Regions from separate parts of the Homo sapiens genome. Here region 2 is linked to region 1. A link is a contact called in ENCODE Hi-C data. All regions are on one chromosome and are shown on one strand. Each heading gives the region's core, a stretch centred on a gene start or an enhancer-like site at or near the end of the contact. The rest is flanking DNA. Distances are from core to core; before and after follow the strand shown. Region 1 has its middle 50 kb from the start of TMX1. Region 2 holds the start of PTGER2 (prostaglandin E receptor 2).

Region 1 (5,974 bases), core at 3,045-5,544:
ACTTAACATCCTGTCTTCAAAGAAAGAGTATTGGACAAGCATTTATATCTGCACTTCATATTCATGCCATAGGCCCAGAGTGATTTTTTTTGTTAAGGAGAAAAGCTTCTGCAGTATCCCCTGTATTCATCTTCTCTGAAATAAGCTTCTGTAGATATGTAACAAACATCTTTTCTTATTCGTGGCTTTAGGAAACTGTTGCAATAAAATGTACCAGAGTAGAGTAGTAACACCCCAAAAAAGGAAATCAGAGATTTTGATACCACATATCACAAATATATCCTAGAACTTAATTTTCCTACATAGCAGAAGCATTAGACATCTCATTTACGTTATAATAGTAACAAGAAATAAGCATGTAACTCCATCCAGGGAGTTCAAGCAAATGAGGAAACTGAAGACAATCACAGAAACTTTAGAAAACATCTGATCCAAATAGTTCTCTTAGCAGATAAAAAGACTAACTACTAGGTCAAATCTTATGTAGGTCAAGTGTTAGGAGGCTTGGGTCAGTTAGGAAACCATGGTTGCAGACCCTCACCAGTCTACTCTAGCATGATTTCCAACCAGCAGCATCTTCTTTTATCCGAGGGCAAGAACTCTTGCTGCTGGAACCCACTTTGTGAAGTCAGCAGGCCTGAAAATTAACACCCGCAGGATCAGCCCTCAAGTCCTCCCTCACTCTTTAGCTGGGACAACTCTGAGGAGTGGGATCTATGCTGGCTCCCAAAGGTCCTCCGGTGGCAGTGGGATTGAGCTCAGCCTCCCACATTGATAGCTGGTGTGGTAACACACCCTGTATTGGCTACCTAACCCTTCTTGGTCTCATCTCCTCACTCTCTTATCAGTGCTCCTTTCACCTCCCAAATAAACTACCTGCACTTGAATAGCCTGCCCCTGGAGAACCCAAATGAACTCAGTCAGATTTCTGGAAGTGTGGTGTATCTACAAATTTCTGACTAATGTAGTATATTATTAGAATGCAATTTGTTAATAAATCTCATTTTGTTATACTTTGGTAATATTATGCATTATAACAATTTCACTTTTTTTTCCAATGAGCTTTTATAGATAGTACCTTAACTTGGGGTTCTTTCATTCATATATATGTGTGTGTGTGTGTGTGTGTGTGTGTGTGTGTGTGTGTGTGTATGTATATATATATATATATATATATATTTTTTTTTTTTTTTTTTTTCCTGAGACAGTCTCACTCTGTTGCCCAGGCTGGAGTGCAATGGTGCATGATCTCGGCTCACTGCAGCCTCCACCTCCCGGGTTCCAGTGATTCTCCTGCCTCAGCCTCCTGAGTAGCTGGGATTACAGGCACCTACCACGAGGGCTGGCTAATTTTTGTATTAGTAATAGAGACAGGGTTTCACTGTGTTGGCCAGGCTGGTCTCAAACTCCTGACCTCAAGTGATCCGTCCACCTCGGCCTCCCAAAGTGCTGGGATTATAGGTGTGAGCCACCACGTCTGGCCCACTTATATATTTTTTAGATGAATTTGTGAATTAGTAAAATATCAACTGATAAGAAAAGTGAAACTTTACTATTAGTAGATAGGTATCACTAGGCCCTTAAGGAAAAACAAGAAGAAAAACAAAACTACTTTTGAAAAAAAAAAAGTGAGGCGAGGCAGACATGGAAGAGCCTGAAGTCCATTTAAGGACTCTGGCATAATTGAAGTTGCTAATTACTTCTTATAGCAGCTAAATGGGCTAGGTTACCTTTGCCTGTGTCCTACTAAATCACTGCGTAAAAACTGTTCTAGAATTGGAAAGTTCTGAGGGTTGTTTGAACTCTAAAAATTTCTTAGTAGCTACAGTATTCAGGCACTCCACTTCTTGGTCAAGAGGAATGGATTTAGAAATGTTAGGAGGAAAAAGACACTTTATTCAAGGTGCTATGGGGTAGATGATTAATATATTTTTGGCTGCCTTACACCTTGGAATGCCCTTCCTATGTGAAGAATTACCTATTTTGTGAGTCCTGGCTTTCCCATGACAGAAGCCAGGACTCTTTCCCACCTCCTCCTATGCAACTAGGCACCAGCAAGTGACTGAGGTCCCCCCAATCAAGCACACTCATGCAACACCTCATTGCACAACCTGGTGACCCACGTAAGTTGGTGCTACATAGATACCCCAAGTTTATTTGCTATGTATACATATATATTATTTTATACAAGTTTCACAATTATATAAGAATAATGAGGCCTTAACCAATCTTATCCCTGAAAACTTATATTTATTCAGCCTTCTTGAAGGTCAAGAGGTATCCTTTCCTTCCCAGGCTTCCTTTATCATCTTACCAACACTGAGGTGAACTATCAGCAGAATAGGGAGGTGGGTGGTGGTGGTATTGTCTATCCGGAGTTGGGGATTAGGGAGGGAGATGACCATGAGAAAAGGGGTCTGAGTCTCACTGAAAGACTATCTATGAGGTCCATCTGGGCAGGGAGGAATGAGGGCAAAAGAACTAAAGGGCTTTATGTCCTCCAGGGATGTAAAGAAGAGGTGAGGGGCAGTGAAGACTGGGAAGGATAGAGGGGTGGGAGGTGGTAGTCACAGCAGGGAATTCCGGACTTAACACAAGTCTGTCTCAACCTTTTCCTTGATGGTATGTATATATCTATTTTTTTCTTTCATTTTAATTGTTAATGAGATCTAGGTATCACTTCCTTGGGGGAAGTAAGTTCTTTCATGTTAGCAGCCCATATCACTTCACTATATTCTGCTTACAAAGGGGTTTATTCATTTAATGGTTTATTTGCTCAGATTGACTCTTAATACTTGTACAGGTAGTTTTTCCAGGCTTGCTTGCATATGGCTCTGAGGTGACATTTGATTGACAGCTCTGCTATACAACAATAGTGGGAGACCTATAGGATTACAAGGGAAGGGAAGAAGAGAACTAGGGTTTATTGAGCACCCACTATACATTTGACATTTTCAGCATATAATTTTCTTTACTTCTAATAACTCATGAGAGTTTATTATACCAGTTTTTAGAAATGAGAAACCTGAAGTTCAAAGAGATTATATAACTTATCCAAGATCACTGATTTAGCAAGTCTACGCCCTTGCCACTCTACTTGGTGGACACACCCATGAGGATGCTGCCATTCAGACTGAATTGAACTTCCTCTATAAAATTCTGGGGATGTCAAAGGTAACCTCATGTAACCAGATCAAATAAAATAATGTATGCATTTAGTACAGTGCCTGGCACATAGTAGATGTTGAATCACACACGTGGCCTTGCTTGGGAAACACGTAAGAATTTTCTGTGTGTAACCATGAAAAGATAAAGCTTTAATGGTGTTTGCTTTTGCACTGAAGCCAAAGATCTATGAAACTGACTTGTCTGCTTGATCAGGCTCCCCGAACTGCAAGTGGATACCCTAGGCCAATTGCTCCATTTTGGTATTAAGTAAAGAATTATCATATTAAGTAAAAAAAAAAAAAAAGTGACATCTACCTTGAAGAAGTATAAAGAAAAAAAACAGGCCAGGTGTGGTGGCTCACGCCTGTAATCTCAGTGCTTTGGGAGGCCAAGGCAGGCAGATCACCTTAGGTCAGGAGTTCGAGACCAGCCTGGCCAGCATGGTGAAACCCTGTCTCTACTAAAAATACAAAAATTAGCTGGGCATGGTGGCCCATGCTGGTAATCCCAGCTACTTGGGAGGCTGAGGCAGGAGAATTGCTGGAACCTGGGAGGCAGAGGCTGCAGTGAACCGAGATCACTGCATTCCAGCCAAATAATATAACAACTGACTTTTCTTTGTTGCCCCAGAAGGTAAACAAGGGCAAATAAGTGGAAGTTACAGAAAGGCAGACTCCAACAATATTTAGAGAGACATTCTAGTTGTCACATGTTCCCCCAAAAAATGAAGGCCACTGAATATGTCCAGGCTGACCAGGGAGCCATCTGGCCAAAGTGGAATGTGACAGGATCCTGTGCTGGGCTGGATATTGGACTACAATAATCTGATGTAGTGTCCTTGCCAAATTTCTGTGGCTTTTTTGTAGGCTGGGGAGAACAGTTCTATTTACTTCCTGGGTAATTTCAGGACATCTCAACCTTGGAATTTATATGAATTTTGCTTGATGGAAGATGGTTTTCCTCTTTAAAAGCCACTTTTCCCACTTGTCTTTCCCTGCACCTTTGAGGGAGGAACCGTGTTGAGCATCTGCTCCCGGATTTATGTCCTGTCCTCCAGCTATGAAGAACACCCCCGTTCCTATGGGGGCGGGAGGTTTGGCTCTCCTTTTAGAAATTCCCTTCTGTGCTGCACTAATCACACCCTCGGTACATTTCACATCTTATTTTTAGGAACAAAGTATAAAGAATCCCAGCACCAACAGCAGTTTCTGTGGCAACCTGCATCGCCCCCCTTGCTTGTCCAGCTGTGCAGAATTAAATTCTAAAAGAGGCCATTTTACATCATGTGAAGGAGATCCACAGCGAAGGTTCTCTTTAAATGAAGGTGTTCTTCTAAGTTAAGAGGGAACTAGATGGGAATTAGGTTGGGGGGTAGGTGGTTGAATAAAAGAACTGGAACTTTTACTTAGAACTCGAACTCTTATAAAATCCCAGGTGTGCACAGGCATGCTCTAGTTGCCCTGATTTTTTTCCACAGGACATCATTTCAGAAACAAAAATAGCATTTAGACCAATGAAAACTAGGTTTGAATATTTATATCAGAAGAGTTTGTTGATAAGTTCCTTCTCACCCCCTCCCTTCATGGGGTCTTTCTGCATAACCTTCTAGGCTAGAGCAGATTACAAATTGACATGCTTCTCATCTTCTCTTGAATAGTTCTTTCAAGCTGCTATGCCAGCTACCAGGAGGAGCTCACCAAACTCCCTCTCCCTAGCACAAGCAACACAGGGATTGTCTTCCTGGGCCAGGCCTAAAGGTGGGCCTATTAAAGCAACTCCCTAAGAGTGTAATTTGGCGGACACCAACAGACTATGAAAATAATCCCCCCAAGGCCTTTTCATGTCTCAGTTATCATTGTAACCACTGTTCTGGGATAATTTGCTTCCATATGATTCTAGAAAATTGTGAATATGCTTCTGCAAGGAGTAATATTTTAGAATCAAATCTATATTTATTTTTGTTTGCTTCTAAGAAAACATGAGGTAGCCCATATTTAAAAAGATCTTTACCCTTAGACCATTATTATAGATACCACAGAAAGAGTTAAACATGCCCTGAACACAGACTAATATTATTACTATGCTTAAACATTAATTGAGCTCTAAGTTTCCTGAAGCTGGCCAAATAAAATTATTATTAGAATTTATTATACAATTATCACCTATTAAAAGAAAAGACATCAGTTTGTCTATACCTACTATACCTACTTGGTAATTTTGCCTAAGGCCAGTCCTAGGAAAGAGAGATTTTTCCGGTACTAAATTCTTAAAAGAGATTATTATATGTAGGCAACAAAAGAATGCACTTTTGTTCAACAGTCAGGAAAAGATGAAAATTATTCTTCACATGGCCAGTTATTATATTAACTTTTGAGAAACCTGAAGTTATAACCTCAAAATAATACACAGTGAAGCCACCAGTGTAATTCATTAAAACATTTAACAGTCAAAATACATTAACTCAATCTACTTAAGCAGATTAGCTCCAGGAATGTTTTGGAGGAAAAAAGGCTCTAAGGGAATGTGACATAAAAAGCTAGATTTTGATAGTAACAAGTGGCAATGATTGTCAATTTATGAGGTCTATATTACAGATTCATTAGAGAAACAGAGCCAATAGGATACACACACACATGGATGGATAGGTAGGTAGATAGATAGATAGATAGATAGATAGATAGATAGATAGATAGATAATTTATTATGGGAATTGACTTACATGATTATTGAGGCCAAGATGTGTCATATGATCCATCTGAAAGCTAGAGAAGTAGGAATGCTGGTGATGTAATTCAGTCCAAGTCTA
Region 2 (5,213 bases), core at 349-2,848, 1.1 Mb before region 1:
CATTTTCAATGGCAGCTGGAATGCTATGGGTTGGGTACTACATTTTGCCCTGGCAGGAACAGAAGGCAAGCATGGAGAACCAGCACCAGTGGATGAGAGGTACAGGGCAGCAAACTGCAGCTCCAGGTCGTCAGGCTGGAACAGTGACAGCCATCCTAAGGTGGAAGGGGCTGCCTCTTTCTCAATTACTAAGCCAAGATAGGCAACAGCGAGAAAGGGACACTGCCCAGGGCTAGGATGAGGAGATTGGCTAGCTTAGCTGAGGCCCAGGACTCCCTTTCGGACGGTCTGTATTATTGTATAAGAAACTCTAGCCTAGCAACGCCCATAAGCCAGGATAAGGAAGTGGGCTAAAGAGGAGGGGAAACTAGTGGGGAAGGCTACAGATCTTTACAAATTAGGACATATTTTTACAAGTTGCAAAAAGTTTGTAGGGCGGTGGAAAGGGTGGAGGCGTCAGGGGAGAGCATGAGAAGGCTGAGCAGAGCCGGGCTGTGGAAACGTAGGGAGTGACTTACCGTGAAAGGCAAGGAGCAGACGGCGAAGGTGATGGTCATGATAGCCAGGAGAATGAGGTGGTCCGTCTCCTCCGCCATGGACACCCTTTCCCCTCTCCTGCGGGCCCCGGGGCCGCCCCGGCCACTGCCCAGGGAAGGTCCGCAGCGGCTTCTCCGGCTTCGGCGGTGCATGCGGATGAGGTTGAGAATGACACTGAAGTTGCAGGCGAGCACCGAGACAATGAGAAGCAGCAGCAGGGTGGCGTACAGCTGCAGGTAAGCGGTCCGCCCGTGCCGGATGAAGCACCAGGTCCCGGGGCAGTACTGGACGTACTGCCCATAGTCCAGCAGCGGCAGCGAGCAGAAGAGCAGGGAGACTGCATAGATGACAGGCAGCACGGCCAGGCCCCCGGAGCGCGAGACGCGGCGCTGGTAGAAGTAGGGGTGCCCGATCGAGAGGTAGCGCTCCAGGGCCATGGCGAAGAGCATGAGCATCGTGGCCAGGCTGAAGAAGGTCATGGCGAAAGCGAAGTAGGTGCACGCGCGGCTCTCGGGCGCCAGTGCCACCAGGGTCTGGTTCCGCGCGTACGAAGCCAGTACCACTGGGCTGATGAGGCAGGTCCCGAGCAGGTCGGTGAACACCAGCTCGGTCACCAGCACGTGGAACAAGGAGAGGGAGCTCCTGCGGCCGGCGCTGCACCCCACGTCCCCCCGCCAGCGGCGCGCCAGCAGCGCCAGTGCTATGAGGTTCCCCAGCACCCCGGCCGAGAACATGACGGAGCTGATGGCTGGGCTTTCGCCTGGGGGAAGCCACTGTCGCGTCTCGCAGTCCTCAGACTGGGAGTCATTGGAGGCATTGCCCATGGTGGGGTGCCTGGAAAAGAGATGCGCCCTCCTCTCCCGGCCTTTACCTGGGAGGAAGAGGGTCTGAGAGCCGGAGCGTTCCGAGACTCAGAGGAAAAAGGGGAGGGACCGAAATCCAGAGCCCCCTTCCCGCACCCAGCGCGCCGACGGCGGCTTGCCCTGGGTCTCCCGCCGCGCGCCGAGTGGCGGCTCGGCTGCTGCATCCGAGCGGCGCTCGAGGCTCCCGCGCCTACCCGCGCCGGCCAAGGCCGGGAGCCAGAGCCTAGGGGAGCCGTCGTCTCCGCCCCCGCACTGTCGGGGGGCGGGCCCAAGAGTGCTGGCCAGGCCTTGCAAGTGCGAGTGTCCGCGAGCTGCAGGGGAGGCAGGACGCGTCACACTCGCGGGGGCGTTCCGAGTCCCTGGGGCGCGCCGGCGGGGAGGGAGAGAAGGAGTCTGAGCACCCGCTGGGCGCGGCACTGGGCAGAGGCGCGCGTGTTGCCGGTGTACTGAAGCTGCCCGCGACCGGCGGGAGCGGCGTTTCTCGCTTCCTCGGGGTCCGGTACTCGAAGCGCACGGCAGTCTGACCTCGGCTGGGAAGCGTTAAGCCCCAGCAGAGGGCTGGGAGGGAGTGCAGGAGCACTTGCGGGGTCTGCGCAGAATACACAGAAGATCGGGGCAACGAGCAAAGCAAAGCAACTCACCAAACAATGAAGTTAGGAGAACCCAATCCCGTGAAATGAGCGGAACAAGGGAATAACAGTGCAAAGGCAGCTTGAAGTAAGACCAGAATGTTTTGCTTTGTTTTTACTATTCCCAGGAAGATACACTAAGAGGTTGGGACAAAAATTGGGATGAAGCGTAAAGCAAGTGTGTCCATCCAAGGAACCAAACCACACAATGCGCACCACCGAGCGGCCTGTTGCACTGCCGCTTTGATTCGGTTACTAGCATTTCACCGTTTCCTATGTCAACAGCATAACGGATAACCACTTGTTTAAGCAACCATTAAAAAAAGAGGAGTGTGTCTTATACAGAATTGTGTTTGTGGATACAACATGAAAACCATTGCACATCACTGTTCTGTCCTTAAGCTGAGCCTTGTAAGAAAATGTTGATATTTTGTTTAGCCGTTTATCTTTACATGTTGTTAACCACGTAGTATCCATCCAGAAAGACTTGTTCCTGGCAAAGTGTATTGGTAAGTGGCCAGTTTCAGACTGGAGCTGACAGTAATGGTTTCCTACCACATATTGTCATAATTGCAGAGTCGTGAAAATGGGCTGATATTTAACACAAAACAAAACAAAACAAAATCCAGTTTGGCAGACAACATAGGTAATTGTGTTCTGTAAGAAGTCACATTCACTTGGGGAAGGGAGGCCAACTGGGAAGTGAAGGGTCTGATCTGCCTAGGGAACTGGCAAGAAAGACAGTCATAACGTGGGAGGAAGCAAAGATTGCCTGCTGAAGAGCCTATCTTGCTACAGCCTGCTTACTCTCCATGAATATTTTTTGCCAACTTTGATGATTCTGGCCTGGGGATTGGAATGCGGAGTTGGGGGGGGTGGTTCCCACTAGAACAAGCATAATTTACTGGATCGCTTGCAAAGTTTACAGGCCGGTTTTCACATGTCAGCAGGCACTACTTCAATCCCTAAACTTCTCATGGCATGGATTCCTAGGAAAGAGGATCTTAACTCCTACAGTTTTTCTTTCAAGCTGTAAACTCTGCAGGTCAGTAACAACTTATTACCAATCTTTGCCATCCATCTCTGACTATTCCCCTACTCCAACATTCCCCCATCTCACCCCAAGCAATGGGGAAACATCAAACTTAAATCAGAAGTATTTCTTAATAGGAAAACACTATGATTTATAGCATAATTCTGCACTGCAGTTTTACTATTAAATAAGGGATTTTAGATTCACTGAATTTGCACAGTGCTTATTTTCCGAATATTTTTATACCTTTTTAATTTTCATAAGGCCCCTCACAACAAAAACCTACTATTTAACCTTTCCTATATATTTGTCTCTAGCTTTTCTTTGGATGGGTACCTGGTGGCAGGCCGGCCCCTGGTTTTTGTGAATACGAGAGCAAGAGTGCAGTTGAAGATCCTCCCCCAGGCCCCTGCCCCCTTGTCTTCCTAACCCCTGACTCAGTCTTGCACCACAAGGAGTCTTGCACAGAAATATGTGGAGAGTATAGTTCAATATGTGGACAGTATAGTTCAATATGTGGACACTATAGTTGTTGATAACCAAGCTCTCTCCCCAAAGCCACCTTGGTCCTGGGAATATGCATCTCAAACATGCAAATGACCCTTGATTGGATGGACCTAGGGAAGATGCCTGATCAAGCCCTGGAAGCGAGTTATGGGACCAACATTTGAGCAGGAAATTTCATGATCTCAGGTACCTGGAAGGTGGTCTAGAATGGAGGGGTAATGGGGTCTGGGTGAATAGTGCCCTGAGGGTGTCTCACCTGTGGTAAGGTATGTGACAAGAGGAAGACTAGAGTGGGCCCTATAAATCTTGGGAGGCCAGTATCCTATTAATTACTGTGCTGCTCAGCATTGCTTGTTCAAATTACTCCTTTTAATTGCTTCCAGCATTTGGACAGAATACATACATATGTGTGTGTGTGTGTGTGTGTGTGTGTGTGTGTGTGTTTGGTTTAGCAGTTTGCTGTGTTCCCTGTTGCTAGATTGCTGAGTAGGAGAGTTGATAAGTTTGCTGTCGCTACGTAGCAACTGGACCATCACGTTTGTTCCTTTAAGTGCAAGTCTAATCTTGCTTGTCAGTTACCCCCAGTTAATTTTGTGGTTTAAAAGCTACTTCTTCCCATTTCTAATTTTAGTGTCAGCATTTTGATACAGTTTCAGTTTACATAGAGCCTAGAGTTCCTTAACAGAAAACAGATTAACACCCTCAATTCTAGAATTGAGCCATAGAGCTTTGCTAATTGTTTAGTTCCTGTTTGTGGGGCCATTGTATGTGGGGAACACTATGTGATGGTTAATTTTATGTGTCGACTTGACTAGGCCATGGGATGCCCAGGTAGCTGGTTAAACATGATGGCGGGGTATGTCTGTGAAAGTGTTTCTGGAGGAGATTAGTGTTTGAGTTGATGGACTGAGTAAAGCACATGCCCTTCTCAGTGTTGGTGGGCTTCATGCAATCCATTAGGGCTTGAATAGACTAAAAAAGTAGGGGAAGGTGAAATTCACTCTCTGCCTCACTGCATGAGTGGGGACATTGATCTCCTGCCGCTGACACTTATGGTTTTCAGGCCTTCAGACCAGGACTGGAATCTACACCACTGGCTCTTCAGCTCCCAGACTTTCAAACTTTGTCACCAGCTTTACTGGGTCTCCAGCTTGTACATGACAGATTGTGGGACTTCTCAGCCTCCACAATTGCATGAGTTGATACTTTATAATAAATATCTTTATGTATATCCATCCTACTGGCTGTTTCTCTGGCAAACCCTGACTAATATACACTTCTTAAAGTCTAAAGTTCATAGTGTTCATTTATGTATCCATGAATTCAAAGGACTGTGGAAGGTGGGTTACTTCCTTTAGGTCATTCTTCAAGAGAAAGCAAAGATAAACATGAAGGAAAGGAGAATTGCTTGGGCAAAAAGCTAACATTAATTCTTGTTCATAGTTTTATTGATGTTACTTTCCTCGTTCAAAAGACGAGTTTAAATTTATATTTTATGATTCCTATGCATGCATAAATACATTTTTTTTTCAAATTGAGTCCTAAGAACACCATCTGTGTCCTGTGGTATTTGAGACAAGGTCTACACTTCACGGCAGGAAGCAGAAGCCACCAAGAAAAGAGACAGGGTTTATTGGAAGTACA

Evidence for each region. A loop is a pair of places that touch in the nucleus more often than their neighbours do. Pooled maps may share reads with other maps.
Region 2: a loop to region 1 is called in a map with no recorded cell type, with 2.1 times the contacts of the local background. The contact joins the promoter of PTGER2 here to the enhancer-like site in region 1. A Hi-C loop is called at or near these places in 2 of 37 single-sample maps with no recorded cell type and 2 of 50 pooled maps.

The regions. Positions count from the first base shown.
Region 1 is chr14:51,187,036-51,193,009 of GRCh38, reverse strand. No RefSeq gene overlaps it. Among named protein-coding and RNA genes, the nearest start is that of TMX1, 50 kb to the left of the region's middle. Within about 2 kb of position 4,294, at least 3 of the 41 ENCODE cell types and tissues checked have a DNase peak (open chromatin) inside an H3K27ac peak, as active enhancers do.
Region 2 is chr14:52,310,697-52,315,909 of GRCh38, reverse strand. PTGER2 (prostaglandin E receptor 2) reads right to left here and starts at 1,598. Exons shown (of 2, transcript NM_000956.4): 1 at 519-1,598. The coding sequence starts at 1,361. RefSeq lists enhancers at 704-843, 864-1,013, 1,248-1,807, 1,808-2,368 and a silencer at 1,534-1,643.